Regions from separate parts of the Homo sapiens genome. Here regions 2, 3, 4, 5, 6 and 7 are each linked to region 1. A link is a loop called in an ENCODE intact Hi-C map of the cell type or tissue named here. Cell type or tissue: PC-3. All regions are shown on one strand. Each heading gives the region's core, and the rest is flanking DNA. Links, peaks and the distances in the headings are about the cores only.

The links. Hi-C counts contacts between places; a loop is a spot of excess contacts. Peaks named below come from ENCODE experiments on the same cell type or tissue, not always from the same donor. Only the 100,000 strongest peaks of a DNase experiment are listed, where the experiment ranks them.
Region 2: it touches region 1 in a loop (16-fold over the local background); 31 of 110 quality-filtered maps call a loop at or near these places.
Region 3: it touches region 1 in a loop (5-fold over the local background); 3 of 110 quality-filtered maps call a loop at or near these places.
Region 4: a loop joins it to region 1, with 4 times the contacts of the local background. A loop is called at or near these places in 11 of 110 quality-filtered maps.
Region 5: a loop joins it to region 1, with 11 times the contacts of the local background. A loop is called at or near these places in 4 of 110 quality-filtered maps.
Region 6: it touches region 1 in a loop (20-fold over the local background); 9 of 110 quality-filtered maps call a loop at or near these places.
Region 7: a loop joins it to region 1, with 14 times the contacts of the local background. A loop is called at or near these places in 44 of 110 quality-filtered maps.

The regions. Positions count from the first base shown.
Region 1 is chr4:176,375,525-176,380,184 of GRCh38, reverse strand. No RefSeq gene overlaps it. Among named protein-coding and RNA genes, the nearest start is that of SPCS3-AS1, 57 kb to the right of the region's middle. RefSeq lists an enhancer at 2,143-2,282. In PC-3, for the core only: CTCF peaks have their summits at 2,275 (motif pointing left) and 3,966 (motif pointing left); a DNase peak (open chromatin) is centred at 2,234; H3K27ac peaks cover 1,922 bases.
Region 2 is chr4:177,337,663-177,342,322 of GRCh38, reverse strand. NEIL3 (nei like DNA glycosylase 3) reads right to left here. Exons shown (of 10, transcript NM_018248.3): 5 at 2,466-2,540; 6 at 681-847. Among named protein-coding and RNA genes, the nearest start is that of NEIL3, 30 kb to the right of the region's middle. In PC-3, for the core only: a CTCF peak has its summit at 2,377 (motif pointing right); no DNase peak of the experiment used is centred there.
Region 3 is chr4:176,658,051-176,662,710 of GRCh38, reverse strand. All of the region lies in intron 1 of HAFML (HuR (ELAVL1) associated fibroblast migratory lncRNA), which reads right to left. Among named protein-coding and RNA genes, the nearest start is that of HAFML, 6.2 kb to the right of the region's middle. In PC-3, for the core only: a CTCF peak has its summit at 1,960; no DNase peak of the experiment used is centred there; H3K27ac peaks cover 341 bases.
Region 4 is chr4:176,496,188-176,500,847 of GRCh38, reverse strand. The region is part of intron 2 of LOC124900817 (a long non-coding RNA gene); the gene reads right to left. Among named protein-coding and RNA genes, the nearest start is that of HAFML, 160 kb to the left of the region's middle. In PC-3, for the core only: no CTCF peak of the experiment used is centred there; DNase peaks (open chromatin) are centred at 1,157 and 1,817; H3K4me3 peaks cover 335 bases; H3K27ac peaks cover 2,950 bases.
Region 5 is chr4:176,561,164-176,565,823 of GRCh38, reverse strand. No RefSeq gene overlaps it. Among named protein-coding and RNA genes, the nearest start is that of HAFML, 91 kb to the left of the region's middle. In PC-3, for the core only: a CTCF peak has its summit at 2,074; no DNase peak of the experiment used is centred there; H3K4me3 peaks cover 307 bases.
Region 6 is chr4:177,244,280-177,248,939 of GRCh38, reverse strand. The region is part of intron 1 of LOC105377557 (a long non-coding RNA gene); the gene reads left to right. Among named protein-coding and RNA genes, the nearest start is that of NEIL3, 63 kb to the left of the region's middle. In PC-3, for the core only: no CTCF peak of the experiment used is centred there; no DNase peak of the experiment used is centred there; H3K27ac peaks cover 1,057 bases.
Region 7 is chr4:176,788,160-176,792,819 of GRCh38, reverse strand. It overlaps VEGFC (vascular endothelial growth factor C), which reads left to right. Exons shown (of 7, transcript NM_005429.5): 1 at 1-655. The coding sequence starts at 509. Among named protein-coding and RNA genes, the nearest start is that of VEGFC, 2.4 kb to the left of the region's middle. In PC-3, for the core only: a CTCF peak has its summit at 2,771; a DNase peak (open chromatin) is centred at 2,649; H3K4me3 peaks cover 4,000 bases; H3K27ac peaks cover 4,000 bases.

The DNA.
Region 1 (4,660 bases), core at 210-4,209:
ATTGCATTTCAAAAACATTACTGGAAAATGATAAACTATAGGGACCTAAAGTCTCAAACAACTATGATAGAGATTGAATACCTGACAATCTTTAAAAGTAGGGATGTGAGGAAATGAGGAGAGGATTTATTTGCCTCCATTGTACTCATCTCTAACATTAAATATTCAAGTTCATGGAAAAAGCAATGTGTTTATTTTACGGTGCTCTGATACTGTGATAACTACTGTGACTTCTTATGGGAATATTGCTGCATAACAATTGCCAGAGAAGCTCATCAATCTGTGTTTCTCAAATGTGAGCAGCTCATTAGTACAATCTCCACCCAGGGAACACACAGAGCTCCCTTCTCTGCTTCATCCTGCGATTTCCATCATGTCCCTGGACCATCATTACTATTTGTATTTGTAAAATCCTTCTCTTGCCTCTTCCTTTCTGTTATCATTTGATCACTTTGCCCTAAAAGCTGGATAACTGAGTACTCAGTCACTTCTTCTTTTTTTTTTTTTTTTTGAGATGGAGTCTTGCTCTGTTGCCCAGGCTGGAGTGCAGTGGCATGATCTCCACTCACTGCAACTTCTGCCTCCCAGGTTCAAGCGATTCTCCTGCCTCAGCCTCCCAAGTAGCTGGGATTACAGGCGTCTGCCACAATGCCTGGCTATTTTTTGTATTTTTAGTAGAGAAGGGGTTTTGCCATGTTGGCCAGGCTGGTCTGGAACTCCTGACCTCAGGTGATCCACCTGCCTCAGCCTCCCAAAGTGTTGGGATTACAGGCGTGAGCCACCACCCTCTCAGTCACATCTAAAGGGGACAATGTGTGAATCAATGACAGACATGAGTATTGCTCTCTTCTTTTACTTTGTAAATTCCTATATATGCATTCCTATATATGCATTGATAATAAAACATTTAAGGTTTTACAGAAGTTTTTGAGGAAAAGGCCTAGTACAAAAAGTTTTAAATCTAGTATAGAAACTACCATTAGGTTAGAAAACTAAGAGTTTTCTGCATACAAGATTTTCAGAATGATAGCATATTTCCCTTCTCAAATATTAAACTGTACTGTTTTTCTTAAAATTATTAAATAGTTGTTTAGTATGAAACTATGTTTCTTCTTTTCCTAGCTTTTCTCTAGTATGGTATCTTTTGTCCTGGCAAATAACCACTGTTTAATATACATTCCTTAAAACTAGCTTTTGTATTTAAAAGCTATGTAAATTATATACAAAGTCAAAAATCTTCAATAAATAAAATAAAGAGAAACATGGTAATTTTTATTTCGCCTGGTTGCAAATGGCCTGTAGACAATGAGGATCTATCTAAGGGGCAGGAGCAGGTTAAGGTGGGATCCCTGACAAGCATTCTAGCTCTATGTCCCTCCTTCAGCAAGAGCCACCAGATATGAGCAGAAATTTCTATACTTAAATACAGCACTCAGCCAGGCTGTTTCAATGAACTGATTTAAAATACAAGAATCACAAAACAAATGAAGAGACATCATCAGTTTCCCCACAATGAATTCGAGATTTGTTGAGAAAAACTGGTAATATTCTTCCCTTTTAAGGAAAATATTCCTTGAGGATAAATGATTAATTCCTATTAAAATGAGAAAGTAGATTTAAAACACAAAGATAGTTTGAGAAACATCCAAGGATTCATTGACTTTTGCATTTACTACATTTTCTTTAAAAAGGTACCCTCTCACTTTTAGAAAAAAACTCAATTTACGCAAATTAAGCTTGTTTTACCCAGGTTTTATAAAATCTGCCCTTACCTGACAAGCCCTGTGCTAGGATCAATGGCTAGACATAATGATTGTTTGTGATTGTAGCAGGAATGATTAAAAAGCACATTGTTTCACCCACATCTGCATGAATATATATCACACTACATGACATTTTAAAATTCTAAAGTATGAGTAAAATCATAACCGTACATTGACATCAAGGAGTGATTTGTCTTCTCCTACGCAAGTGCAGATTATTTTACCACAAGTGCAAATTTAAATTCTCTGCATGTCTTCTCTGGCTTCTCATTTATTTTCTAGTTACACATTTTGGAAACTGAGATGGAGATTTTTTAAATAATTAAATAAGAAAATAAAAATTCATCATTGTTTGAATGCAAAATGGCTCAAGTCCCTGATAGGTTAATAGGGAGCATTATTATTGTTACAGTTCAACAAACATGTCACTTTGACATAACTAAAGGTGATTTCCCTTCAGCTGGTCATAGGCAGGTGAGAATAAATGGAGATTATTTAAAGAGAATGACTGACATCTGCTGGAATACAAGAGAAATGAACAGAAAACAATGCAAGCATAAATGCTTACAGTTAACAGTTTCAGAATACATCAATGTTTACAATCTGTAACAGAACAATGTTAGCATAAATCCTCAAAAACAGAGGAATAATGGGGTGTAATGGAAAGGGGCATCTTGTGTAATTCTGTTCTGTTGCACTATGCTGAGTCCAATCAAGATAGCTTCACCCTAGAGCAGTTATACAATCTCTAAAAATAGTGCATTTCTGTTGCCTGTGATTTTTCTACATGTTATCGTTGATTTCTATAGTCTGTGGGTTCCTGTACCTTGACTCTGGCCACGTCTGTGCAATCAACTAAACGGGCTTTACAAATCTACAACCAAGGAATTAATTAGAATTGATCATTTGGAGGGTCAGAACACAATTTAGCCCCAAAATAGACAGATCCATGCCATCAAACATTGCTGATCTATGCCTTAAATTGGGCTTTAACGTAGTTCCCATTTTAAAAATGATTTCTTAATGAGGCAAGGGGAGAACGATTTCTTGAGAGCTTACTAAGTTATTCCATTTAGGATATCCTATAATTTCACGTGGTAGGTATTTTTAACTCCATTTTGTAAATGAGAAGATTTAATGGCAGAGAGGTGCAGAAATGTGCCCAACGTTACACAGATTGTAAGTGACAGAGCTGAAATTCATTACTTAATTCTACCTGATTCCACGGTTGGTGCTTTTCACCATACAATTTAATTCAAGGTACTTTTGTATTTTCCAGTGTCAATACCATTTTACGCTACTTTTTAACTGTATACCTTTCTAGTGAAAACTATTAGGGACTGTCCTGAAGAGTATCATGATCTGGTCCTGCTTTTGGATATTCTCTGCAAGCAAGTACTTGGTAAAGATCTGTAAATCAGTAAGAGAGTATTCAACAGAGTCAATGGAACCCATCTTTCCTTTTTTTCTCTAGAACAGTTTAAAAAGCAGTCACAGTCCTCAGTTTCTTCATTAGTACAATGATGGAGATGGACTAGATAACTCCTAATGTATCTTCCAGGGGTGCATCTGGTTAGGAATACAGCAAAGGAAAACAGGTTCATTCAGTTCATTATTATTCTGCAATAACACACTAACATAATCAGGGCAATTAGCTACATATTGTACTCATCATTCATTAATTGCAAAAGTGTTTTTTTTTTTAATTTTTGTCTTTGTTTATAATGCCTCATGGAAATTGAAGTGAAAATATGTACTCGAAGATAGTCTATTTTTACACACAAACACACCTGCCAAGAGCCTATCTTTCCTGACAGAAACATTTGAAAAAAAATATATTTTCATGTTATTTTTCTCTTACTCTTTCCACAGACTAAAAACGAAATCTACATTTTGCCTGAAAAAGAAAATGACTATGATCAGAATTTAAAACACATGCAAAAATTATTTTAAAAAGTTTCATAATAAAAGATTATTTCTATGAATTACAATACAATATATCTAATATTGCACCAGCTTCTTAAGAAGTTTTCAAATTTCCAGAAGTTGTATTTTTTAAAAAAATTCCAACATGCATAAACATAGTCTGAATATGGTTTCAAATGTTAACATAGACGGTAAAAGTAACACAATACAAATGTCTTCTGTAATTTATCAAATTTCTGCATTAAAATATATAGCAGGTTGAATCTTGAATTCAATACTACCATCTAGTGGAAATCAACCAAAAATGCAGCAGATAATGCTACTTTTGTTTTTTCACAAGTACAACTGCTATTCTTCCCATTGTCTTGCAATAACTAAACCAGTGGTCAAAGGACTGATGAGAACCTCTTTGAAATAAGTATTTTCTTGTAACAAAAACATTATTTGTTTTATTAGGTAACATGCTTATGGAATATACTAAACAATCTGACTGATTATAAAAATATAAATATAAAGTATCTAATCATGGGCTTATTCTTGACAACCAATCTCTCATACAAGACATTTATATATATATATATATATATATATATACACGTGCTTTTACATAAACATGTGTAAGACATTTTATATATATAAGACATTATCTATTATATATGACATTTATGTATATTGATTGTGCTTTTGGATGCAATTTCCTAGTATTTTTTGAGGATTTTTGCATGTATATCCATCAGAGGTATATATATAATTATATATTATATATATTACAATATATTTTATATATATATAATTTTAAGGAAAAGCAGAGAGTTTATTCAGTGATTTAACTTCCTTAAAGCAAGCCCTTTTGAAATTCTTTTTGCTTTGTAAATACATAAACCAGTAAGACAGTTGTTTATTATCATTATAAAGCATCATGTACTTTACATAATTTTATTTATATTTAGGAAATACAGGTGCAAGTATCT
Region 2 (4,660 bases), core at 273-4,272, 960 kb before region 1:
GTTACCAAGGTAACTGTACATTGGGGAAAAGAAAATAATCAGACTTTTCAAGGATTATTGGACACTGGCTCTGAACTGACACTAATTCCAGGAGACAAAAATATCACTGTGATCCACCACCAGTCTGGTCAGGTGATCAATGGAGTTTTAGCCCAAATACTTCTCACAGTAAGTCCTCAAACCTATCCTGCGGTTATTTCTCCAGTTCTGGAATGTATCATTGGAAGAGACATACTCAGCAACTGGCAGAACTACTACACGTGGGTTTAGTAAGTGGTCTATTATTTCACCAACTAGACATACAATCTGTAAAAAGATCTTGCTTTTGTTTTATAATATTATTTCTAAGTGAAGCAGAGACTTTTGAAGGTAGTTGCATTTTTTTCCAATTATTGACATCTCCTGGTACTCACTTTACAAACTAGGTTAAAGGTAAAGGCTAGATATTATTCCCTGAGCCAGAGATTTTCCACCTAAATTCAGAACTGGTCCATAAATCATCTTTGGCTCCCTCAGGTTCTTTGGTGACATTATTTACTATTTCCTTTCAAGGACTAAAATACTTTTGAGTCACGTTCTCTTCTGAATAGCCTGACAGTTATTCAGTTATATTCTCAGATTATTAGCCTTTTAGTTAGATGGTTAGGGCAAATGGTATCCCTTTAAATTCAATATCTTACCATATGTCAACATGTTGAGGATTTTCTTTTTGACAGTGAGGACAGAAATATGTCATTCTGTTATTGTCCCCAAAGCGGCACACAGTTATTCTGCAGTGGCACTGACCACAATTAGGACGCTTGTAAACCTTATAGTGTTTAGAGAGAGCAAGTCCTGCTTTACGGCACTAAAAAAAAAAAAAACCAAAAAATTCTGTTATCCACAAAACAGTGCTGCCAAGGAGCCAAAGACACATTCTCGAAAGTCACCTCTGAAAATCATCTGCTAAAAATTTACATATGTTTGTACATATGTCAATATAATCTTTTCTTTCATCAGAGAAAAAGGTATTGACAAGATTTGGTAATATTTGTCAAATAAAATTTGTGTGAAATAAGTCATTATTTAATGACATTAGTATTCAAAATTGCTCTTTGCATAGCTTTATCCTCTTATCTAAATGACATGTAAAAGTTCTATATTTAAAAATGTCTTTTACACTTTTAAGGCTTTTTAAATTAACCATAATTATATAGTTAAAAGAAAAAGGCTAGATTAGCTTGAAATCTGATTATTTTTAGAAGACTGAAACTGCTCACTCAGTTTCAACAACCAAAAAACTTAATTCTAGGGGACAAAATTTAATAAGAGCATTTTCTTTGTTGACCTGAAAAAGGATTTTTTTTTCCTTTTTAACCTTAGAGATTCATTAATAAAAAAAGAAAGAAAGAAAATAAACATTCAAATACCATCCTAGCAGAGAATATATTCCATTTTGGTATAAATTCTACTTCAAAAGATATTTTGATATATTTGGTCAGTTTTATTCCACTCACAAATATTTAAGGCTCCTACAAAGAAAATATCTTGAGTTTCCATCAGCACTGTGAAAATTTAAAAGCCCAGAAATATGGCTCACCACGTATGAGCTGAAAATTACACAATTTATATTAATTTAAGGAAAGTATTGAAAGACCCAATTTAATCTGGGTGGAAATGGGCAGTTTTCTATGGTCATCTTTTTCTGGAGGAAGAAGTAAGCAAATGCAATTTAAAAATAGCCATAGTTACTCAAGACCGATCTGCAGAGCAAGAGGTTCATTCACATTTTAGGCCAATTAATAAAGAATACTACAATACCTGACTTTCTGAACATAGTAAAAATGAAAATTTTGGATACAGAAAATGGACTGTGAAGAAAGAAAATACATATTTGCATTACTTTGTTTAAAAGATGTGTTTATTGAATTCTATATATGCATATAGTATATAACTTTCCACATTTACAAGTCAGCAAGTCCTTCCTTCTCAAAACTGTGGTAGACAGAGAAACATTATTATCCCATTTTACAGATGAAGAAACTAAACTTAAATAAAGTTATCCAAAGAATCTAAACCACACAGATAGTAGTAAGTGGCAAAGCTTGATTGAACCAAGGTCTATAGTCAGTGGCAAAGCCTGATGGAACTAAGGTTATCTGAAAGTGTTACTGTAGGTCAGCCTCTCTAGACTTTCTATATTTTATGTATCCAAAAATAGAAAAAGAGTCTGTGAAATGCCAACATGGCTGCTCCTAACTTGGTATAAAGATAATTGAATATGGTTATAGTTAGACGAGTTTGAACTGACCTATGACCTAGAATTTCAAGATGTTAATTACACCCACATAATGTCACTCTCCCTTAATGTACCTCCATGCTCTTTCCACTAGATGGCTATATACAGCTTTCACATTTTTTGGTGCACTCCAAAAGGAAACCACTGACATTTTACATTTTACACAGTTGAAAAATTTTGCTCTTACCCTGTAAAAGAGAATGCTGAAATCACGTATCATTTTCATGAGGTGATGGATCTGTTCATCTGTTAATTGACAAACCTTGAAGTGGAAAAAACAGCAGAGCCTAGTTTCATGACTTGCTCATTACTGTAAGAAATAATACGCCTTGCCAATTCTGTGAAAGAGAACTGTAAATAGATTTTGAATACAGCTGACCTTTGAACAACATGGGTTTGAACTGGGAGGGTCCACTTATACGCAGATTTTTTTCTGCCTCTGCCATCCCTGAGACAGCAAGACCAACCCCTCCTCTTCCTCCTCAATCTATTCAATGTAATGATGATGAGGAGCAATAACTTTATGATGACCGACTTCCACTTAATGAGTAGTAAATATAATCCTTATGATATTCTTCTGTTTTTTTAGAGACAGGGTCTCACTCTATTGCCCAGGCTGGAGTGCAGCAGCATCATCATAGCTCACTGCAGCTTCAAACTCCTGGGCTCAGCCATCCTTCCGCCTCAGCCTCCCAGGTAGCTGGGATTACAGGCGCAGACCATCACACCTGGCTCTTACCATATTCTTAATAACAATTTCTTTTCTCAAGCTTACTTTATTGTAATAATACATATGTAACACATAAAACATACAGAATATGTGTGAACTATGTTATCAGTAAGGCTTCTGATCAACAGTAGGCTATTAGTAGTTACGTTTTTGAAGAGTCAAAAATTGTATATAGATTTTCAATGGGAGGGGTTAGCACCCCAATTCCTGTGTTGTTCAAGAGTCAATCGTATATGAATATCTTCTAGAGCTCTATTTCTTACGGATCTATTTAGTACCATTAACAGTAGTTATATTTTGAACTGATAATATTACTGACAAAATATGATTCCTATTTATACATTTTAATTGTAAATTCAAGCATTTATTGAATATTTATTCTGTATTAGACATCTTCAAAGTCTCAGCATTGTCTATCAGACACCTTGAGAAGTCTTGCTGGACTCAAAAAAAAAAATTACCAAGAACAATATAAAACAGAAAGAAGGGAAGGGAAAATAGGCACAGGAGTAGATGACCACCAAGGTCACTATCGAGCTTTAGAAAAGATATGCATTTCTATACATGCATTAATATCAAAGTACTTATTAACACATGGAAGAGCTCAGACACAGACCTTACTGAAGAATTTTTTTCTGACACAGCCTAACATAAATCTCAGTGTTACCCTTGCAGAATTATTATTTGGCACATGTGCCGTCAATGGTAATCCCAAAAGAAACCCTCTGATGCCTCATGCTTGTTGCCTGTGTGTGAATATCTATATGTACAGCTGACCCTTCAACGACACAGGTTTGAACTGAGCAGGTCCACGTACATGTAGATTTTTTTCAATCAAACATGAATGAAAAATATAGTATTTGTGAGATGTGAAGCCTGCATGTGTGTAGGGCTGACTTTTTGTGTAGCAGTGTCCCTAGGGCCAACTGCAGGACTTCAGTATGTATGGACTTGGTATAGGCAGGAGTACTGCAACTGATCCCCTGTGTATACTGAGGGAAGCTGCATATAAACAGACACATACATGTACAAAGAAAATCACTTATCAGTGACTATAGAAGTGAAAATCTAATCAACATAGTCATCCTGAAAGTATTATACATATTCAATTGTTCACTTAAACTTTAAAACTTACATACATCCAAAATATTTATTACTTTCCAAATCTTACATACTATATTAAGTCACATCTTGAAAAGTTAAACTGTACTTTTTCAGTAATTGTGCACGTGCTTTTAAGAAGCTAAGAGCTAAATTTCAGAAATGTGTGTGTGTGTGTGTGTGTGTGTGAGAGAGAGAGACAGAGTCTCGCTCTGTTGCCAGACTGCAGTGCAGTGGCGTGATCTCTGCTCACTGCAACCTCCGCCTCCCGGGCTTAAGCGATTGTCCTGCCTCAGCCTCTCCAGTAGCTGGGACTACAGGCATGTGCCACTACGCCCACCTCATTTTTGTGTTTTTAGTAGAGACAGGGTTTCACCATGTTGGCCAGGATGGTTTCACCACGTTGGCCAGGATGGTCTCACCTCTTGACCTCGTGATCTGCCCGCGTCAGCCTCCCAAAGTGCTGGGATTACAGGCATGAACCACCGTGCCTGGCCAATGTCATTAATTTTTAAACCCCCAGGCATTATGGGTAAATGATCATTTCCTAG
Region 3 (4,660 bases), core at 317-4,316, 280 kb before region 1:
TGATAATAACAGTAATAATAATAATAAATAAGTTGCCTCTAGCCACAAATATCTCAACTATTTCTCTTTGAGAGAGGCAGTTATACCTTTACAAGGGCGACAAGGTGATCGACTGGTCTTTATGGGGAAGTTGGAAAACTTCCAAACAGCAAAATGCTCACATATTAAATTCAGTGGCAGGGGACAGTTGAGGAAGGCAGAATTATTTCTCCATGAAAGAACATAGATGACACTAATATGTCATTTTGAAGGTGCTGAAGTCTAAGTAAATCCAAGCTGCTACAGATCAGAAGTCATGAGAAAATCCCAAATTATTCATCTCAGCCTTGACAGTCCAAAACGACACCCAGAAAAGTGTGAGGCCAATGTTCGAGGAGAGGAAAATTTTTATCTGAAGGTTTAGAGTCAGCTCGTGCTTTTGGAAATTCCAGACCTTGCCATTTCCAATATTTTCCACTCTGCCCTTTTTTCCTCGGTCCTACTCATCGATAATATTCCAGTGTCATAATTTTTACTATTTATTTTCAAAATCAAGTTTTTTAAAAGTGATTTTTGAGTCCATAAAAAGAGAATGCCTTTACATTTGCAATGAAAAACAGTAAGCCGGGTAAATAATTATTATGTCTTCACGATTGAGAGAGTCTGCTCTCTACTGAAAACTCTTAACATATTTTCTACAGGCAGAAATTGAGAAGTTAACCATGTAGTATACTATTCAGACCCTCTTTAAATATTGTTATTCAAAAATATAAAGCTAAACAACTCCATTAATTAATGTCCTTTAAAAAAACCTGCTTCTGTGGGACATTTCCTCCAGGCATCTTGAGGAGTTATTTAGGCTCACCAAAGAGTTCACTGTCTGGAGAATTATTAAGGCAGAAAAAGAGAAAAGTGATTCAGGTATTATAAAAATGTTTCTTTTTCCTTAGTGCCTTTTATATTTTTGTTAAATTTTGTGTTCCGAATCCTTTTAGACCCTCTCAGCTCTCAAACATTCATGACAGTACCAATCTTTTCCTTAGCCATTGATTCGCAAGGGCAGTGATTCAAGATTTTTACATGTTTCGGGGGGAAGGGTGGTGGTGTCTGTGTGTGTGTCTATTCTTAGCCATTTAGTAGTAAAGATGAATTGAAAAGTTGATTTCACAGAAACTAATGAGTATTGCTATTTCTTATATTGCTTTATGTGCTTTCCATATAGATATTAATTTAGTCTCCATTGCACTGGGTGAGGAAGGTAATGTGATCTCCATTTTAGAAATGTGGAAAGTGAGGCACTAAAAGGTTGAATAAATTTTCCTAAACTAAGAACTAATAAGTGATATACCTGGGAATTGAACCCAGAGCAGCTACCTCCAGAGTTCACTCTCTTCACTACCTGGCTGTTGGGCCTTAAAACATTTACACTGTATTCTTATGGACTCCTTCAATGAGACACAATTGCTAATTCAGGAGCTGTCTGCACATTACATTGGTTTCCTGATTTATTATACAGATGGGGGTGAATGCTTGTTCATCATGAATGCTGATTCTGCTTGGTTCCCTTAACCTAAAAAGAGTTCTCTTTATCCTAAAAAGACATGATTTATTTTAAGATAAAAAAAAGAATTGAAACTTAGCACATGTTATAAACACCTAAACAAAAAAGGAGGAAGATGGTGTGGCAAGTGGCACAGCAGTTGCCCCATCGCAAGTCCTGTCCACTCAAATCTGTGTGGGCTGTGACTGATTGAGCCCAGTGGGGTCATGGGGCTCTCCAAACACCCTTTCAGGAGGATCCCTTGGTTACTCTGCTTCCATGCTATGAGGACTCAGCAACACAGAAGAGCCACATGCGGATGCTCTGGTGCACATTCCCCGCTGAGCACCGCCTTAGATTCATCCCAGCTCAGGTGCCAGACATAAGGGTGAGGAAGCTTCCACATGATTCCAAGTCACTGTCATTCCAATGAAGCCCAGCAGAGGCCCCAGATATCACGGAGCAGAGACAAGACATCTCACTGAATCCTGTCTGAATTCCTGAACCACAAGATCTTCGAGGAAAACAACATGATTATAATTATTTGAACAAGGTCTGAGGTGCTTTATTTATGCCATCATGGTAAATGAAATGGAATTGGGGATCTAGAAATGAAGTACCACCAAAACAAAACCTAAAACAGGTGGAATTTGTTTTTAGGATTGTGTGTCAGACAGATGTCCAAAAAGCCTTGTAGTAGGCTAAAAAATGCCCTTCAAAAGATGTCCACATCATCACCCAGGAAACTGTGAATGTTATCTTTTTTAAGGTTCTTTCCAAGTGTGATCAAAGTATTCTGTGATAGGGAGATTTCCCTGGATTATCCAGGTGGGCCTTAAGTGCAATCACAAATGTCCTTATAAGGCAAAGGCAGAGGGAGATTTGACCGCACCCAGAGACAAAGACAAAGTAAAAACAGAGGCAGAGATTGGAGTGATGCAGCTACCAGAGGCTGGGAGAGGTGAGGAACAGATTCTGCCCTAGAATTTTTCAGAGGGATTGGGAGGCCGAGGCAGGTGGATCACCTGAGGTCAGGAGTTCAAGATCCGCCTGGCCAACATGGTGAAACCCCATCTCTACTAAAAATACAAAAAATTAGCCGGGTGTGGTGGTGGGTGTCTGTAATTCCAGCTACCCAGGAGGCTGAGGCGGGAGAATCGCTTGAACTCAGGAGGCGGAGGTTGCAGTGAGCCGAGATCTCGCCATTGCACTCCAGCCTGGGTGATGAGTGAAATTCCATCTCAAAAAAAAAAAAAGAATTTTCAGAGGGAGCATGGCCCTGCCAATATCTTGACCTTCCCCAATGAAACTGATTTTTGACCTGTCCTCTGGAACTGTGAGAGAATAAATTTCTGTTGGTTTAAACTACCCAGCTTGTGGTACTTTGTTGTAGCTTCCACAGAAAAGTAACACAGTCCTCAAAAAGGGAGTCAGTGAAAGTGTGAAAGAGACTGAGGAGATTGTTATTGGAAGCTAGAGGAAGGAAACTTGTATATATAATGGTAGAAAGCTTGTCAACACAGTTACCACCAGTAATACGGAAAATAAGAAATATGCTAATGAACTTAATCAAGGTAAGGAGGTTTTTGGAAGAAGAGTGTAAGGTGCATTGTGGTTTCTTCTAGCCAGCTATAGTAGAATGTGAGAGCAGAGAGAAATTAACTAAAAAATAAACTCTTCCTTTTCAAGAACAACTATCAAGGGTTTAGGAGAGTCTTTCCAGACAGAAAAGGCTTCTCAATTAAGAAAGAGTCATTGATTCAAATATTAAATCCAGAGAGCTAGCAGAAAAACATTGTCTTGGAATCAAGATGAAACCTTAGATGTGACTACAAAACCCTTTATGCAGACCTCGGAAAAATTTATGTTTGTGCCCTGTAGACACACTGAGATGGACCAAAAGCTTTCAAACCATCTTCAGGGCATGTCTCTGTTAAGAAAAATATTAAGGCTTCTAAAGGTCTTAAGAATGTTATTCCAGGTTGGGTGTGGTGGCTCATGCCTGTAATCCCAGCACTTTGGGAGGCCGAGGTGGGCAGATCACCTGAGGTGAGGAATCCGAGACCAGCCTGGCCAAAATAGTGAAACCCTGTCTCTACTAAAAATACAAAAATTAGCTGGGCCTGGTGACGGGCACCTGTAATCCCAGCTACTTCGGAGGCTGAGGCAGGAGAATCTCTCAAACCCAGAAGTGGAGGTTGCAGTGAGCCAAGATTGGCTCTGCACTCCAGCCTGGGTGACAGAGTGAGACTCCCTCTCAAAATGTTAGACTTATAAATTGACATACAACAAACCCACAACATTTTTAAAGAAATTATATCAGATGGGAATAAAAGGGACAGAGACAGTATCAAATGAAAAAAGGCTTTTGAACTCCAAAACTTTTACTGGCAAGATACATGATTTAAAAAATAAAGAAACAGACAAATACAAATCTGCTTAGCTGTAGACATGGACTACTCCTTATAAAAAGGAAAAATGACTCGGGTGGAACAAAGAGCCCAGGATGAATATAAGAGCTGCGGAGAAGAACTCTCAGGTTGTGGGTCTAAGCCTTATCAAGGAACTGGTAACATGTTCCCTGCTGGATTTCAGAATTGCTATGAAACAGTGATTATATTTTCGAATAGCAGTGGTTATCCTATATCGGTTTGACTATTGTATGTTCAGTGTTTTGGAGAAAGATAACCTCTCTCTTACATTCACAGGTCAGATTGCAAGAAATACTTGAGGAACTGCACTCGAGGTGTCTTATTTACATATCACCCATTTGATTGATTGACTGATTGAGATGGGGTCTCACTCTGTCACTCAGGCTGGAGTACGGTGGAGCAATCACAGCTCACTGCAGCCTAGGCCTCCCAGGCTCAAGTGACCTCCCACCTCAGCCTCCTGAGTAGTTGGGACTATAGGCATGCCGCCACGCTCACTTAGGTTTGTTTTTTGTTTGTTTGTTTTTTGCAGAGACGAGGTCTCATTAAGCTGCCCAGGATGGTTTCAAACTCCTGAGCTTAAGTGATCCTCCTGTCTGGGCCTCCTAAAGTGCTGGGATTACAGGCATGAGTCGGCACACCCAGCCCCATATCACCCAATTTAGATGATAAGATTCTGGACCTTGAGTCTAAAATGAAAGTCAAAATG
Region 4 (4,660 bases), core at 284-4,283, 120 kb before region 1:
CAAAATAGAAAAGTAATTGATTTTTATTTTTGACTTTTACATTTAAGATAATTTATTTCACAGTCATTTAAGTTTTCATTGATACTTACCAGCTGAGAAAGCTGCCCCAAAGTAAGTGCTGCAAAGTTTTGCTACAGAAGTACTTCAATTAAATCCAACTAGACTTTATGGAGCAACTGTTTTGTGCTGAGCCCAGCGCAGGATACTCTGGAACAATACTAGAAAAATCACAAGCCTGGCTCCCACCCTCAAAGATTTGTTATCTAATTGGAAAGGCAAAAACATATATATGTAGCTGGGCATGGTGGCTCACACCTATAATCTCAGCACTTTGGGAGGCCGAGGTGGGCGGATCACCCGAGATCAGGAGTTCAAGACCAGCCTGGCCAACCTGGTGGAACCCCGTCTCTACTAAAAATACAAAAATTAGCTGGGTGTGGTGGTGGGTGTCTGTAATCCCAGCTACTCGAGTGGCTGAGGCAGGAGAATCGCTTGAACCCGGACAGCAGAGGTTGCAGTGAGCCACGATAGCCCCAGTGCAGTCCAGCCTAGGCAAAAATGAAATAAATTAAAAAATATATGTATATGTATACATATATATATGTGTGTGTGTGTGTGTGTGTGTGTGTGTGTGATTATATTTTATATGTTTTATGTATTCGGCACCACGTATGCTGCTGTAACATAAATTCATGTAATGCTATGCTTCAATGGAGGGTAAATGGACAGGAATTAATTTAAACCTGGGGGAATTGTTAACCGAAGAAAAGAGAGTTATGATTATTAAAAATATAAACCATAAAATAAAGTGCTCTATTTTTCAAAATTATAAGAGATTAGTCAAAACCAAAATAAAACTAGTCAAGAAAATGGCATGGCAGCTCCAGAAATTAAGAACATGCCACCAAAATAAATTTGTATATGTCAGCACATGAGGGTAAAATTATGGGTGTAATAAAATCATGCATTACTGATCTTGAGATGGGTAAATCTGAAAAATATATACGATCTTAACTATTAGGAGAAAGAAAGTTTATTGTGGAAAACAAAACACGGAGGATTGCATCATTTTACTATGCTATGATTTGCACTCATAAAACATGCTGAAAAAATGTTGCTTCTCTTAAAAATCCCTTTGTTTCCACCCACTAAGTAAGAATGTCATATTTCAGTGACTTTATTTGATGAGTCAGAATGAGATGTCCTATAAATGATTGTTTTTAGAAAAAGAGGCAAAAGAACACCCAGAGATCCTAGTTGTTTGGAGAATTGAAAAGATGTTATAGAAGGGAAAGAAATATATGGCCAAATACAGACTTATTAAATCAGAAAATTCAGAGTTTTCAACTTAGACTCATGGGTATAATAATAATAATGTCTATTATTATTCTCATATATATGATTCTAATATTCTATTACATATTTACTATTTTTTCTATAATATACAATTTATAAGATTTATGTCAGGAAATAATTTTAATGAATAATGAATTAATACATTTAATCCTAAATATTATTATATTAACATTGTATATTAATCTAGTTAATCAGTAATATATTATTTTATCATTATGAATGTATACTATCTACACTGTAACTCTCTGAGATAAGTCTTACACTTACCCCATTTACAGTGAGGGAATGAAGCCTAGAAATGAGAAGCGAAGTGCCCAAGGTTACACAGCTGGTGAGTGGTGGAGCTGGGATTGGAATCCAGGCAATCTGGCTCCAGAAAATGTGCTTTTAACACGTGCAGTCTCTCTCTCTGCACAGCAAACAGTCTCTGATAAAATGATCATTCTCACCAGCTTGCATCATGAAGTCAATGATACTCATGCCCTTCCTCTTACCGGAACTGTGGGCCCAACCCCGTTTATCACCAATTGACATCTATTTATTTTTCATATCTCAGGTCAAGTTTCATGTCAGGCATTCCCCAAACCCTGGTCTAAGCCTCTTTCCTCTGTTATATTTTACATAGTCAATTATTTTTCCTCAGAACACAGATCAGCTCATAGTAAGTCATGTGATCATTTGAATAATGTCTGTCTTCAACTCCAGATTCCATGATCCACTTGTGTAGCTCCTACCAACATAACTGTTACATAGTAGGAATCCCAAAGTATTTGTTCAATAAATCAATGGAAGAATAAATAAATAATACATAGATTAAACAGAGTAACTGAGCATACTTAAGTCCACTCATTCTTTAAAGTTTTGTAACTTTTCCAGGATGCTCTCTGTGGTTTCCCCAGTTGGAATCGATCATGTGGTCTCTCCTGAGCCCTCATTGCCCTTGTACCTGTATTTCCATTGTTCTCAGAGTCTGCTTTCTAGGACCTTTAATTCATCCATGTCCACCTCCCTTACAATAATATAAACCTCTGGAAGTCATGAGTGATGTCTTACTTGCCTTTCCGTTTTCCACAATGTCTACCTGGTATATTGAACACCAAAAATACTGAGATTTTTACTGAACTGAATTAGATAAGACTGAATTAGCATTACATGGTACCCTTCCTGTTTAATCTATCCCTTTTGGAGCCCAGACTTGGAAAGAGCTATGCTGGAGTGCCTAGAAAGAACTTTGTGCTTTGTTATAGCCAATTCAAAACAATGAAGTTCTGAATGTGCTTTGCCTGCACATGCTGTTCTACCATGTCAAATGTCCCATTTAACAGGGAAAATCTCTAAGGAAAAAGTGTTCAGATATGCAGACTAAATGCACTGTCTTATGTCTCTAAAATACAAACCACATGCTTTTTATGTTCTAACAGACTCTGGACTCCATCAGCAACTTTCAATACAGTGAACTTACAGTACCCTCAGTTTTGGAATTTAAAATTCATTGTTGCTCATATGCATGTCTTGATCCATACTAGGATTTCTGCTTTCCCAGGAGCGATGAAGGGGTTTCATGATTAATCTACACCTTCTCACCTCATCCCTTTGTGGGTAAAAGCATCTGGGAGATAACCATTTAGTTGTGCCTGTAGCCTGTGGCCATGGAACAAAAGTACCATCTACTGTTCCGCTTGCAGGCAGAGGCCAAACCCACCCCCTGGGTCTCATTAGCACCCATGTCCTTAACAACTGGACCAACCCATCCACACTTAGTTTATTCTGCTATCCACACAAAATACCACGTTAGAACATAAGCTCCTTGAAATCCCAAAAGGAGGCTGGAAATGATTGGCAGACCCTAATTGAAAACTACAATTTGAAATTATGGAATTAAGATAGCAAATGGTATGCCACATGCTGTTAAAAGTAGTGTTTTCAAAAGATAACTTCTTTTTCATTTTAATATCTAATTGCATAACATCAAAAATGAAAGTGGCTTGGTCATTGAATGCCTACTATCCAAGGAGCCAAGGACCACAGCCTGCACTAAGTCCCTTGTTGTTTCAGAGCCTTTTGGATGGAATCCACTGGTGGATTCGTCCTCAAGTGCTATGACAGAGAGAATTTCATCCCATTCATTTCATTGCGATCTGTGATCCCATATTCTTTTTTTTTTTTTAGATTTTTATTTATTTTTCTTCTCTATTACATTTTTTTTTATTATTATACTTTAAGTTCTGGGAAACATGTGCAGAATGTGCAGGCATAGGTATACACATGCCATGGTGGTTTGCTGCACCCATCAACCTATCATCTACATTAAGTATTTCTCCTAATGCTATCCCTCCCCTAGCCCCGATCCCCTTACAGGCCCTGGTGTGTGATGTTCACCTCTCTGTGTCCATGTGTTCTCATTGTTCAACTCTCACTTATGAGTGACAACATGCAGTGTTTGGTTTTCTGTTCTTATGTTAGTTTGCTGAGAATGGTGGTTTCCAGTTTTATCCATGTCCCTGCAAAGGAAATAAACTCATCCTTTTTCAAGGCTACATAGTATTCCATGGTATATATGTGCCACATTTTCTTTATCCAGTCTGTCATTGATGTGCATTTGGGTTGGTTCCAAGTCTTTGCTATTGTGAACAGTGCTGCAATAAACGTATGTGTGCATATATGTCTTTACAGTAGAATGATTTCTAATCCTTTGGGTATATACCCAGAAATTAGATTGCTGGGTCAAATGGTATTTCTGCTTCTAGATCCTTGAGGAATCACCACACTGTCTTCCACAATGGTTAAATTAATTTATACTCCTACCAGCAGCACAAAAGTATTCCTATTTCTCCACATCCTCTCCAGCATCTGTTGTTTCTTGTCTTTTTAATGATTGCCCTTCTAACTGGAGTGAAATGGTATCTCATTGTGGTTTTGATTTGCATTTCTCTAATGACCAGTGATGATGACCGTTTTTTCATGTTTGTTGGCTGCATAAATGTCTTCTTTTGAGAAGTGTCTGTTCATATCCTTTGCCCACTTTTTGATGGGGTTGTTTGTTTTTTTCTTGTAAATTTGTTTCAGTTCCTTGTAGATTCTGGATATTAGCCCTTTGTCAGATGAGTAGATTGCAAAAATTTTCTCCCATTCTGTAGGTTGCCTGTTCACTCTAATGATAGTTTCTTTTGCTGTGCAGAAGCTCTTTAGTTTAATTAGATCCCATTTGTCAATTTTGGCTTTTGTTGCCATTGCTTTTGGTGTTTTAGACATGAAGTCCTTGCCCATGCCTATGTCCTGAATGGTAATGCCTAGGTTTTCTTCT
Region 5 (4,660 bases), core at 275-4,274, 190 kb before region 1:
AAAAAAAAAAAAAAAAAAAAAAAGAAAGGAAGGAAGGAAGGAATTTTCATCTCAATCTTATCCAATAACGAGGTGTTTAATATTGTCATTTTATGATAATTTCTAATACATTGATGTCCATCTTGATCACAGACTTGCTAGAAACTAAAAAAGACAAATATATTTTATTTTTCATGTTGAAGTTAAAACTTACATTAGGAATCTAGGTCCCTTGGAGAATGGTGTGAAAATTGGTGTTTCAGATCTTTGATTTAGAAATTCTATGTGTAAGCAGAAAAATAACTGATGGAATGTTTTAAGATGAGATAATATATAAATGGCTCTTGGGCTATAAAACAAGGAAATATATTAATAGTGTTAGCAATTAGTGAATGTTCTCAAATCATTAAGATGCTTATTTTAAACTTCTATGCAAATCAGAGTAGACACTTACGTGTCACAGTAGGCTGTCTTCTGACCTGAGAATAAAGGTAAAATCAAATCACAATTATATAAACAGTCCTCTAAGATGCTGTGTCCTGTTTGCATTATCAGAATGACCTCTTATGTGAAGCAATTCATTTCCAATGTCCTTTATGGGTCATCAGTTGTGTATGAGTCATAGATGGCATATTCAAAAGGGGTTATTTCAGAGAGTTTAATAACAGGACAGAGTTAAGGAAAACAGACAGTGAAACATCCAAAGTTATCACCCATGGCTTGAAGGAGCAAAGAAACGGAGCCAGATACCAGATACCTGTGGCCTTCTGGGGAAGAATACAGTTGGGCCAACTCATGACTTGGCTCAGATGGAGAAGGAAAAATAAATACCTCTACACTTTTTTTCTTATCTTCATATTTCTTGTGGTGCTTCCCATTGGCCACACCAGCTGGAGGCCAAGGGGCATGGCTGGTTGATGGATTCCACAGAGGTCTGCTTCTCATGGTTCGGAGCAATGTGATGGAACTTGGAGGGCAAACAGTGATATCCAGAACAAAAGCTTTTCTAACAGGAATTTATTTTTTCATTCTTTTACTCCTGCCTTGTATGCATATTGTTGAGCACCAATTACATTCAAGATGCAGTACTTCTTATAAAGGTTTCTAGAGGAAGGAAAAAGAGAAAATATGCATATGAATTTATCTGTGTTCTCAAGGTGCTTACAGTATAGTAAGAAAAGTATACAACAGTGCAAGGCAGAATATAATATGCATAAGATAAATACAAAGAGTTGTTATGAGAATTAAGAGTAAAGAAGGAGGTCGGGCGCAGTAGCTCACGCCTGTAATCCCAACACTTTGAGAGGCCAAGGCGGGCGGATCACGAGGTCAGGAGATCGAGACCATCCTGGCTAACATGGTGAAACCCCGTCTCTACTAAAAATACATAAAATTAGTCTGGCATGGTGGCATGCACCTGTAGGCCCAGCTACTCGGGAGGCTGAAGCAGGAGAATCATTTGAACCTAGGAGGCGAAGGTTGCAGTGAGCCGAGATCGTGCCACTGCACTCCAGCCTGGGCGACAGAGCAAGACTCCATCTCAAAAAAAAAAAAAAAAAAAAAAAAAGTAAACAAGGAATGATTGAGGTAATCAGAAAGGTTTCATGAAAGGCATGACATTCGAAATTGGTCTGATAGGCTAGGCAAGGTCTGGACAGAAACAGATGGTGGATCTATCTCACTTGGAGGAACAAAGGGTGGGAGACAAGATGGTGTGAAGATGGAAGCTGTGTCTAGGATTATTCCAGTCGCATTGGAACATAGTGCACCTGTAAGGAAATAATGGGAGATAAAAATCAGAAACAAATCAGATAAAACCAGAATACCTATCCCATATAAACATACGTAAGCATTCATGTTCTCACTGGCACACACATTTATTAAAACAATGTTGTCATAGCGCAGAACTTCAGCAAGTCATTTTTTCAGGTAAATATAAATGCTGCAAAAATGAATTGTACACTGATATTAGTGTATCCCCTAGTGTCAGACAAAATTCCATATGCACACTGGGCTTTCCTTCATTCCAGCTTTGACATAAGCACTGTTTAAATGCGTGGTTTTGCTGCTAGGATCACAGCACCATCTAGTGTGTTCTTTTTCGTTACGAAGCTCAAGGACTTCTGATCTGTTTCTAATCCTATTAGAATAATCATAAAGGTACAAAAAAAAAAAAAAAACCCAAACTGCCATCCATTTTTGTCTTTAAAACATGCAGTTTAATAGATGGAAATTTGTTGGGATTTATTTCTAAAGAATCCCCAGAGAGAAAATTGTTCCGTCTCCTCAGTAACTGAGATGAAGAATGTGTAAAACGTAGTTTCTTGTCATGTTCCCGGTTTGCCAAATCTGGCAACCATAATGTAAAAAAAAAAAGTTTTTTCCATTAAAGACAAATGCCAATATTATTTCTAAGTACATGTTTTAACACTTAAACAATGCATATCCTTACACATTAAACATCAATGATGACTGTGTAGTTATATAACATAAAACTTAACATAAAAACCATAAATACTGTTTACTTTAGTCATTGGAATACGACGATGAAGCTTTCAGCCATATATAATAAACCAAAACGGAAAAATAATCAGATCATGCAACAGAGTAACTGACATGCCAGAGAATCAGTCTCATTTGTCTTGCTGTTGGCTGGCTTAACAGAAGACAGAGAATGATGGAAAGAGAAGAAGACAAGAGTCACCGAGTCACAGACAGAAGAGAAAGCAAAGAACAGGAAGCAGAAAAGGGGAGTGGGAATTTGGGAAGAATGAAAACCACTCATTTTATTTCCCCACTTTCCATCTTTGAGAATTTTAAATTTCAGCATCGGACTTGCAATCCTACCACGTTTTAAAATGAAGCCAATAATTTCCTATTTATCATTATCAAAAAGTGTAACAAAATGAAATAACTAAAAAGAATACGCCTAAGCAAATGATACTCAACAGGGACAATACTCATGCCTCTCCTAAGCGTATTGCAATGTACCCAGACAACATTTAGAGAGAGAATGCCGCCCACGCTTTGGTGCCACAGCAATTAAGCCACTTTCCTATTTAACTTTTTATCTGTTGATACATCTGAAAAGAGCTGATACTAGCTCAAATGAAAGCAAATCCAGCGTTTCCTGATTGGAATATTTCATGTGGAGAATACGTAGGTTGAATGTTAACAAAGAGCCGGTGTATTGAGACGATGTTTCCCATTGCTTTATACGTCGGTGCTTTCAGAACCACAGCTATGGGCAAGAACTTGCCCTTCAATTAGAGTCAGCTGCTACCCCGTAGGCGGTGGCTTGGCATGGTTATGGCCTCCTATGGCCATGTCTTGTTACAGGCTGAATTAACCGGGAGGAAATTTACACTATCTCCATCAAATATGCTCGAAGTAAATATGCTTTCAAGATCACAAAAACCTATATTAAACACATTTTTACTATAGGGGGTCTGGTTCTCCAGCTTCCACAGACATAGCAATCTCCCGGGGTGTTTAGAAATGGATAGCCCAGCGACTCACCCTCAGGCCAACTGAATCAGAATTTCTCTGGGGAGGGTCAGGAATTTGGCATTTTCAACAAGCTCACCAGGTGATTTTGAGATGGATCATTAAAAATAGGCTTTTATGAAAGCAACATGAATTCCCCTATATTTCTTATTGACCAATAGAAGGCTTTTCTCTGTATACTTTTCATAACCATTGTAGTTTGTCCTTTGAACAAGGGGTTGCATGTATCGATAGATTTATACTGCATCATGTTTTAGCAACTGTGATCCTTATAGTTTCTGATGCATCTACTCTAATTACAAGTTCAAAGTTTCAAAATCTTGATCTTCCATTCAAAATTATGAAAGCATATTTTGTTTACTGAAGACTGAATAAAGTTTAAAGTTTACTGAAGATACAAAACAGTTTGTTCAAGGTCCACTATACACTTCTACAAGACACACTCTTTCATTTCCTTCCTTTACATTCTCTTTGTTACTGGAAGCCCCTCATGATTATGTCTCATCCTCTGTCCCACCTTCTTGCTAACCCAATCACCAGGAAAAACGCTCCACCTGCTCTCAACATCTTATTTAATTCCTCTGTGTCTCTGTTCTTCTTTCTGCCTCTGAATGTTCCTTTTTCCTAGAAAACTTCAACATGTTTTTCAAGACACAGATTAAATGTCACTCCCTTGTGAATCCCTCTTCCACCTCATCGCCTCGCCTGCACTCTATGCACCTCACAACACACAAAACATTGAATCACGCCTCTGTGCTTACATGCCTCTCCACTGACCAAGCAGTAAGCCCTTTCAGAGAGGATAGTTTCTTACTTTACTGTCCAGACCCAACCCAGAGTACAGAGACAGTCAAAAATTGTTTATAAATTAAATGTGTAACCAGTTCTAAGCGCTTGTTCATCTGGAAATCTGGAGTAGATGCAAGTATTCTAAAGCAAGACTTTGAAGAAACATTTTAAATAGTTTGATATCTTCAATAGTGAAATACCAAAGACCCCTTTTGCCCTCAACTTATTTTGTTTGAGGGTAGTTCCTTATTTCTTAATCTACTCCACAGAAAAAAAAAAAGGATATGTATTTGAGGTAAATAAAAATGTGTGTGGAATGATAGAGAATGTAGAGGCGGCAGTTATAAATACTGGTCTGAGACTCTTTGAGATGCTTTATTTTGTT
Region 6 (4,660 bases), core at 383-4,382, 870 kb before region 1:
CCTAGAGGATAATTTATTAATCTTAGAGGATAATGTATTCATCAAATTAACCATGATGTGGTTAATTTGTAGCTTGTGTTAGAATACAAAGAAAAAAGAACAGTTCAGAATGTTTAAAAAGGATTGGCTTTGGGTAGAGAGTTCGATACCCGCACTTTAAGCCAGGCAGCTGCAGAATGGGGAGACCTTGGTGGTAACTAAAATGGAGCCATAGTAGGTAAGGATGGAGAGGATATGGGTGAAAATCCTATGCCAGGCACTGAGCATGAACACATGCATGATTAATTTCCGTGCAGTCTGATGAAGTAGATATTCTTACTATCTACATTCAATACTCAGGGAATTTGAGGTTGAGGCGCAATTAAACAAATTGCCCAAAGTCCCACAACTAGTAAGTGCATATTTTAATATTTCTCATTGCATACAAAATTAGACAATGGAAGATTTTTAGAAAGAAAGGATTAAAACTACTAGGGCTTTAATACACACAAATAGATATTAGTAAAAATGCAGAGATGCCCAAGATAGGCATTATAATGAGACTCAACAATTGTGACCCCCTCACTCTTCTCTGTATACATTTATTGCTATCACAAACCTCCCCAATATTTTCCTGCTCATGTTCCTTCTAGAAAGAAGTCTTGGCCGGCTACAGTGGCGCATGCCTGTAATCCCAGCCCTTTGGGAGACTGAGGCAGGCAGATCGCTTGAGGTCAGGTGTTCGAGACCAGGCTGGCCAACATGGTGAGACCCCGTCTCTACTAAAAATACAAAAAATTAGCCGGGCATCATGGTGCATACCTGTAATCCTAGCTATTTGGGAGGCTGAGGCAGGAGAATCACTTGAACTTGGGAGGCGGAGGTTGCAGGGAGCCGAGACTGCGCCACTGCACTCTGCACTCTAGCCTGGAAAACAGAGTAAGACTTCGCCTCAAAAAAAAAAAAAAAAAAAAAAAAAAAAAAAGAAGAAAGAAAGAAAGAAATCTGCAGAATATAATAATGATTAGACATGAACCTGCAAGGTTAAAGTATCTATCAGGAACAATTTCCTGTTTTTTTGTTTTGCTTTGCTTTTTTTTTTTTTTTTTTGTCTCTTTCGGCCAGGTGCGGTGGCTCACGCCTGTAATCCTAGCACTTTGGGAGGCCGAGTTGGGCCAATCACCTGAGCTCAGGAGATGGAGACCAGACTGGCCAACATGGTGAAACCCCGTCTTTACTAAAAATACAAAAATTAGCCGGGCATAGTGGCGGGCGCCCGTAGTCCCAGCTACTCCAGAGGCTGAGGTGGGAGAATCGCTTGAACCTGGGAGGCGGAGGTTGCAGTAGCCCGGATCGCACCACTGCTCTCCAGCCTGGGCTACAGAGCGAGACTCCGTCTCAAAACAAAAATAAAAACAAAAACAAAAACAAAACAAAAAAAATCTTAGCAGGAAGCAAATGAAAGGTCAAAGCAGATTATTGCAGTCAGTGGGCACTCAACTAAGGGAAGCTTATAAAATGAAAACAGAAAAAAATCCAAAAAGGCTTCGCCTCCTTCCTTTCATAATAAAATGCTGACACAACCTTAATTATACTGTTATAAACAGTGCTGTTGGACCACTGCTTCACCATATGGGACTGAGAACTATAAATATGTTAGATATTGGTTCTTAGGAAGGGAAAATATAGAATATATCCTTTGTACGAATCATATTTTTATGAGGCTGCTGAAGAGTAGCTGAGTGTTGAATCAAATCACGAATTCTCAAGGCCATCATAATCAGAGTAGGCAAAGTATATATTTGCTCAGGGAAACATCTGTTAAGAAATTTCTCCTGAGTCTCATCAGTAGTTGGCAAGCTTTACTGCTTTAGCTATGTTTTCATTATTGGCCTGTCTGCAGAATAGTTTACACTGGTTGTCCTTGTATCATTAATTCACCGGTAAAGAAATAACCTTTTTAATGGCCCGCCTTTGTTGATAATGCTCACAACAAAATTTAAATTTTAAATAGTCACTCAGTGATTTGTATTTTATTCAGTTGTGCTCTTGAATTTTATGTACATGCACAGAGCTCTGAAAAAGGATAAAAATAGTAAGTTATGAACTGATTGTGAATCATCCATGGTGTTTACAGTTCAGTTGCTTTTGGAGCATTGCAGAAGTTGTGTCTTTAACTAATAATGCTTGGTTCGTAGGAGTCACACCATTACTTCTAATACTTCTCAGTGAAATTATTGAAATCAGCGACATAAAATATACATGGACTTTTTTTTTTAGTTCGAGTAGAGGTACCTTCCAGCAAAATATGCTTTCATCAAACTATCAAATTGATAATAGGAAACAAAACATTTTCTGGAAAAAGAAAAAGACAACCAGAAAATCATCTTTTTTGATACAGTTATCTCATAGGTATCTGTTAGCAGTGGCATGAATAAAATATTTCATAAACTTTTTGGACATAATTACCATTAAAACATACTGGCCAGCATCATATTATTTTCTCTCTAGATTTCCATTTAGTGCTTTCCGTGTGTCACAGAGTCAATGTAAAGCTACCTGGATAAACCCATTAATGAATTGTTGCATAATGTTTTGTAGTTGCTTTGCAAGTGAATTATTTTTGCTGTGGTACTGCTAATACAGCAACCTCTATGCCGTCTATGATTACTAATACGGAATAATAAAAAATTGTAACTTGGTCCAACATTTTCTCTGGTCAAAATGTTGATATAACTTGGCTAAAAATAAGCATGGAGAAAAACACAAGCACTATTTTGTGGTGTGTGAGATCGACCTGCAGTTGTTAACGCTGTTATTAAGTTTCAGTGACTGTTTAGGTCATCAATCTCTGACAAGAACCTTTCAGAGTGCTTGATGATATTGCAAGTAGCAAGCTGTGCTGCATTAAAAGATGATGAATCTCTGTTCAGGTAAAGCTTTGCCCTTTGGCTATCATAATGTATCACCACTTTGTTTACAAATGGGTATTCACTACGCTAAATGGCAACAGAGTGCATGCGATTTTATAAATACGAAACGTTGGCACTAGCTAATATCTGAACATCTAGTTGAAAGTGCAGTTGGAAGTCTAGGGAAAATAATCATAGTTACTTACAAGATAAATAATTTTGTAAATTAAAATTGTTGGGATTCAGCTATTTAAATGATTACAAGTTATGTTTTAAAATAACATGTTTCTATAGAATAACTCAATTTTAACCCTTGGTTTTCTCTTAAAAAAGTCTTTCCATTTTTTACCTAAACATAAATGTGGAAGCATCATACATAAATTTGATAATTTATCAATTTCAAAGGAATCTCTAATCTTTGCTATTAGATTCATGGAGCCACCAGCCACATTTTGTCCAGGTTAGTATTGTTTTAGACAAGAGTCTTATTTTTGGTAGGAAAATTATTTTCTGAACGCAGCAAAATGGAAATGACTTTATCTCTTCTTTTACTGATTGGTTTAAATGCAGCGAAGTGTTACTCCCTTGTATCCTTGCTTATTAATCAAAGGTGACATTTTACAGGCGTGTAGGAGGAAAACCATGTAGTGTTTACCGTAACAACTCCTTTTGTTTTTGAGAGAATGTCTCACTCTGTCACCCTGCTGGAGTGCAGTGCTGTGATCATGGCTCACTGCAGCCTTGATGTCCCAGGCTCGAGTGATCCTCCCACTTCAGCCTCCTGAGTAGCTGGGACTACAGGTGCACACCACCACGCCACGCTAATGTTTTGTATTTTTTTGTAGAGACAGGGTTTCACTACGTTTCCCAGGCTGGTCTCAAATTCCTGGGCTCAAAGTGAGCCACCTGCCTCAGCCTCCCAAAGTGCTGGTATTACAGGTATGAGCCACCATGCTCGGCCTAAAGTCATAAAATATTACAGAAAGTATTGTACCTTGGCTACCCTTCCCTGGTTACCTTCCTTCCCTCCATTCATATCCTGATACATTCATATCATTAGAGCATTTATTAATTTCACATATACATTTGAACTATTACTGTATAATTTATCCATAAATATAATGTAACATTTTGTATATTTTCAGTGTTTTTAAAAATATGATGAGAATATGTGTATTATTATTTAATTTGCATTTATTTGCTCAGTATTCTATTTTTGAGTTTTCACCATGTTAATGCGTAGATCCCTGATTCATTCCTTTTAAGTGCCGTGTATTAAGCTGTTGATGGAGTATACCACAGTTCATTATCCATTCTTTTTTTTCTGATGAGCTGTTAGGCCTGTGTCCAATGTTTCACATTACAAACACCATATTTTAATATCCCACCATCTGTCTGCTTATGCACGTGTGCTCCGTTTCTCTAGGAGAGTATGCACCTGGAAGTTTAAATGTTGTGCGTATCTACAGCTTCACTGGGACATTGCTCTATTTCCCTCCAGGGTATTTTTAATAGATTTATCTTTTCATCAAAGTGTGCAAGTTTTCTATTTTTCCACAACCTCGTCAATGATATTATAAAATATTTTTAAGTTTTATTAATCCGATGGATATGTTTTTCACTATTGCATTCTTTTTCATTTCCCTACTTAAAAATGAAATTATCTTTTCATACATTTATTGAGCATTTGGCTTCATCACTGAATTATTTATATCCTTTTAAAATTTCTTTTTTTGCCTATTTTCTTATTAATTAGTAGGAATTCTTTA
Region 7 (4,660 bases), core at 304-4,303, 410 kb before region 1:
CCCCGCCGCCCTCCTCCCGCCCCCGGCACCGCCGCCAGCGCCCCCGCCGCAGCGCCCGCGGCCCGGCTCCTCTCACTTCGGGGAAGGGGAGGGAGGAGGGGGACGAGGGCTCTGGCGGGTTTGGAGGGGCTGAACATCGCGGGGTGTTCTGGTGTCCCCCGCCCCGCCTCTCCAAAAAGCTACACCGACGCGGACCGCGGCGGCGTCCTCCCTCGCCCTCGCTTCACCTCGCGGGCTCCGAATGCGGGGAGCTCGGATGTCCGGTTTCCTGTGAGGCTTTTACCTGACACCCGCCGCCTTTCCCCGGCACTGGCTGGGAGGGCGCCCTGCAAAGTTGGGAACGCGGAGCCCCGGACCCGCTCCCGCCGCCTCCGGCTCGCCCAGGGGGGGTCGCCGGGAGGAGCCCGGGGGAGAGGGACCAGGAGGGGCCCGCGGCCTCGCAGGGGCGCCCGCGCCCCCACCCCTGCCCCCGCCAGCGGACCGGTCCCCCACCCCCGGTCCTTCCACCATGCACTTGCTGGGCTTCTTCTCTGTGGCGTGTTCTCTGCTCGCCGCTGCGCTGCTCCCGGGTCCTCGCGAGGCGCCCGCCGCCGCCGCCGCCTTCGAGTCCGGACTCGACCTCTCGGACGCGGAGCCCGACGCGGGCGAGGCCACGGTAGGTCTGCGTTAGGGTTTGCGGAGAACCCGAGAGTTTGCGTTAGGGTCTGCGGCGGACCCGAGAACCTGCGCGGGGGAAAGTGTGTGTGCTTTAAGCTTGTGTACGTGGGATCCAAAGTTACTGAGCTCAGTGCACGCTGCTTTGGAGAAAAATCTTCTTCTTTTTAAATAGAAAGTTGTTACTAGAGAGGCAAGCAAGTTACACGAGTGAAGGGCCCGGAGAGGTGCCCAGTGAGAGATCCCGAAATCTATTTCAGACTGGTTTCCTCTGGGGCAACCAAGGGGTCTTGAACCCTGCCCAGTCAGCGGGGCTCTGGAGAGTATGAGTTCATTTTGGTCGGGAAATGCTCGTTTCTTTCCCCAGCTGATTCATGGGACTCCAAACAGATTCTGGGACACTGGTGATCAGTCAACCCAGCCTTACTTTCCTGGAGTGTTCATAGTCTGCAGAGCACCAGGCGCTGTGAGCGACTTTAGAAAAAAAGTGTCAGGGACTTTAGTAACCAGGCTCCAGAGCTTTCAGAGTTCACTTGAAGTTGGTCAGACTTGAGATGTAACGGGAGATTAGAGTCAGTTAGATCACAATCAAGCAATGCAAGGCTTGTTTCAACTTTATAAGCTCTTCATTCCTAAAATCTGGTCATGAGATACTGCAAACTAAGTTTTTTTTTTTCTTGTTTGGGTTTTTTGTTTGTTTTGTTTTCTTTTAAATAAGAGGTGTTTAATCCTTTGCCTGAAAATGTTGCCAAAATACTTTTGAGGCATCCTGATTTTGAAAAAGGATTTGTGTGTGTTCCTACTTCTTACTGGCTCTTCCAAAAGAGTATATCTTTATCTAAAAAGTTCATACCTGCCATAACCATATAGAGTATGCTTAAGAGAGTTCCTAAAGAAGTTATATTCGACATTTCAGTTCAAACACTTGCAGTACCCCTTGCTGGAACTATACTGCGGTAGTTTATTTCAACTGGTGGCAAGTGGAGAGGTACCTGTGGTGTGTTACAGTCAACTTTAATTTGACTGTTGATTAACACATACACAATGTGTAGAAAATAGCCTTATATTTTGAAATATTTTATTTATATTTATATTTTGAAATACACTTAAAGATTGAGAAGACTAATTTTTGGAAATCAAACTACCTTTGCATTTAAATTTTGGGAAAACATTAAAATGTTGGAATGTGTAATAATTTAATATAGGGGTTAAAGGAATGCCTCTTGAGTAAAAACAATATACATGAAATAGAACAGACTGCATTCTGTGAATCACAAAAATAATTTTCAGTGCCTATACTTACATTGCCGTAACTATAGTGATGAAAATATCTTTCTGTTCTTAAATACCGCAGAAATGTAATAATCGGCTCAATAACGCTTCTGATAATTTGAGTCCTTGATTTTGCAGTACCTATTTGCTATTTCTGCAAAGTCAAAACTAGTAAAAGTATGATTTAGTAAGGCAACATCTCTGTATTGGTTACGGTCACTTACTTTGGTTTACAGTAAGAAAATGTGCAGTAGAGAGTAAAATGAGAAACATTCCCTGATAAGCCAATAGCCTGTATGAGAGTCACTCACTGCTGGGTGAGTCTAGAATTAATGTACCTTGAGTGTGTGTGTGTGTGTGTTTACGTGTGTTATGTATAGGTATGGGATTGGAGGATTAAAAAAGTTAACTTATTTTTAACTTTCAAAAGTGTCTTCGTTGGTGATGTAAAATTTGCCATTGGTGATATGGCAAATTTTACCATTGCTGTGAAAATCACTATGCATTTTTGTTTGCAAATGTCGCTTTTCATATTTAACCATTTTTATATTCTGTATGGTGAATATGGGTTAGTATTCTGCATGTGATGTGGGTTCCTTTCCTATGTGATGAAACATCATTTCCCATATGAAACATCATCTCTGAGTTCCATAGACCACAAAGCAGTATTTCATTGCTCCATTAAAGTGTCGTTCCCCAGTGGGTGAATAGAGCCTTGACAGGGCATGTGTCATTAATGCATTCAGTGAAACTGCTGTGTCCTTGCTATGAAACATGTCACACAACTGCCAAGAAACTGATATGAAGACTCTATGTCTCTCCCTAGTGGCCTGTACAAGCACCACATTTAGATTTAAGCACTAGAGAAGAACTGGGGAGAAATCAATTGTTAATTTTCTATAACTACATGAACCCCAAGAAAATATTTCAGAAGGTAAACAGAAGATGCTAAATATCTATAATCCCAATAGATGCAATGTTTTCATAACTTTCACCTAGGAACTTTTTTAATATTTAAAAAATCAAAAATAGCACACAAACTATGAACCAAGGTTAGCCATCCAGCCCTTCAGCCCACCCGTAAAGCCATGCAAAAGATTGTAGGTAAAAATCACAAATAGAATGAAGATCTCCTTATTCCTCGACTTATATTTGCATTTACTGGATTCCTATTTCTAGTTATTTGTGGTTGCATGACTTACTGAAAAGTCTTAAAATGTTTCTCTGAAGGATGTTAACACAAACAAGACAGTGTCAAAAAAGTAAGGCAGGCAAAAGTAAAATTAACTGGACATGATGGGAACAAAAGAGAATAGCAAGTCTGAAGCTGTTCTATTTACAATTTTTCTTATAGTATATGATTATGTTTGTCAACATCTACTCTTATAAGAGATTTCTGACATTCCTCTGAGTGATGCTACTTATATGAGGTTTTAGATATAGAAAGTTCAATTCATCTTTCATTTTGATTTCCACTCCATTATAGTCTTCTGAACTATGAATATCTGATTGATAGCTATTTATTCACAAGACAGTTATCAAAATTGCTTCATAGAAAGCAGTTAATTACTGATCTTAGTGGCATATGTCTAAGACCCGTAGATCTCTAATCCTGTCCTTTTCAGTTGAGTTGAGAAAGACGGAGGGTAGTGGATTTAGATTTCATTTTGGACTTCCAGTTCTGGTTCCGGTTCCTCTTGAGAGGAAGGTCCTGGCCTCCTAGTTATCTCCATGTGTCCAACCCAGAATGCTGTTTCTCAGCTCTTGCTGGGGTTTTCACCAACAGAGGAACTGGCGTGAGACTAATGAAGGTTTCCCGAATCCCTGGGACTGTGCTTGCCTGCTTGCCTTTGGCAGTCCTGGGGTTGTTATTGAGAGTAGGAGTTTATAATCATTATCTGTGATGTTCATAACGTGTGTTAAGCACTTCGCAAAGAGCTTTGCAAGTTAGTTTTGTTTTTCACTACACCTCCATAATATGGACATTATTTTATTTCATTAAGGATGATGAACCCAAGATCTGAATGACTTAACCAGGAAAAAGAATAGATGTTTTTTTCCTTTTTTTCTTTTAAAAAAAGTTTTATGGCATATACCAACAGTCCCCGACTTAGAATGGTTCTATTTAGGACTTTTGGACTTTACAATGGTGCAAAGTCGATAGACATTCAGTAGAAACCATACTTCAAGGTTTGAATTTTGATCTTTTCCTGGGCTAATAATATGCAGTAAAATACTTTCTCTGGATGCTGGACAATGGAAGTGAGCTGTGACCAGTCAGCCATGTGATCGTGAGAGTAAACAACAGGTACTCTACTGTATATTAAATATATTTTCAACTCAGGAGGAATTTGTCAGGATGTAGCCCCATCGTAAATCGAGAAGCATGTATGTTTTAGAGAAATGTGGTAATGGGTTTGGGCCTTTGGGCCTGTGATTCAGACTCCTTTCAGCCCCTCTGCTGGTCTCCTTTGGCACACTATAGCAGCGTGCAGGAAGGCAGAGAAAAGCACTGCGTGTGACTTTGCAGTTAGGGGCACCTTGTTGCATTTATTTAGGTCCTAATTCCCCACAACGGGACAAACGGAAATAAACCCAGACTTTCTTCCAGGCTTTACCACATGGTGTTCGTTTGACTAAAGATAAATTATAAATGACCTAATCCATGGTAATATTATAAGAACGACTGCTTAACTGGAGGCTTAACAAGATTTTCTGACAAACGGTTTTTCAA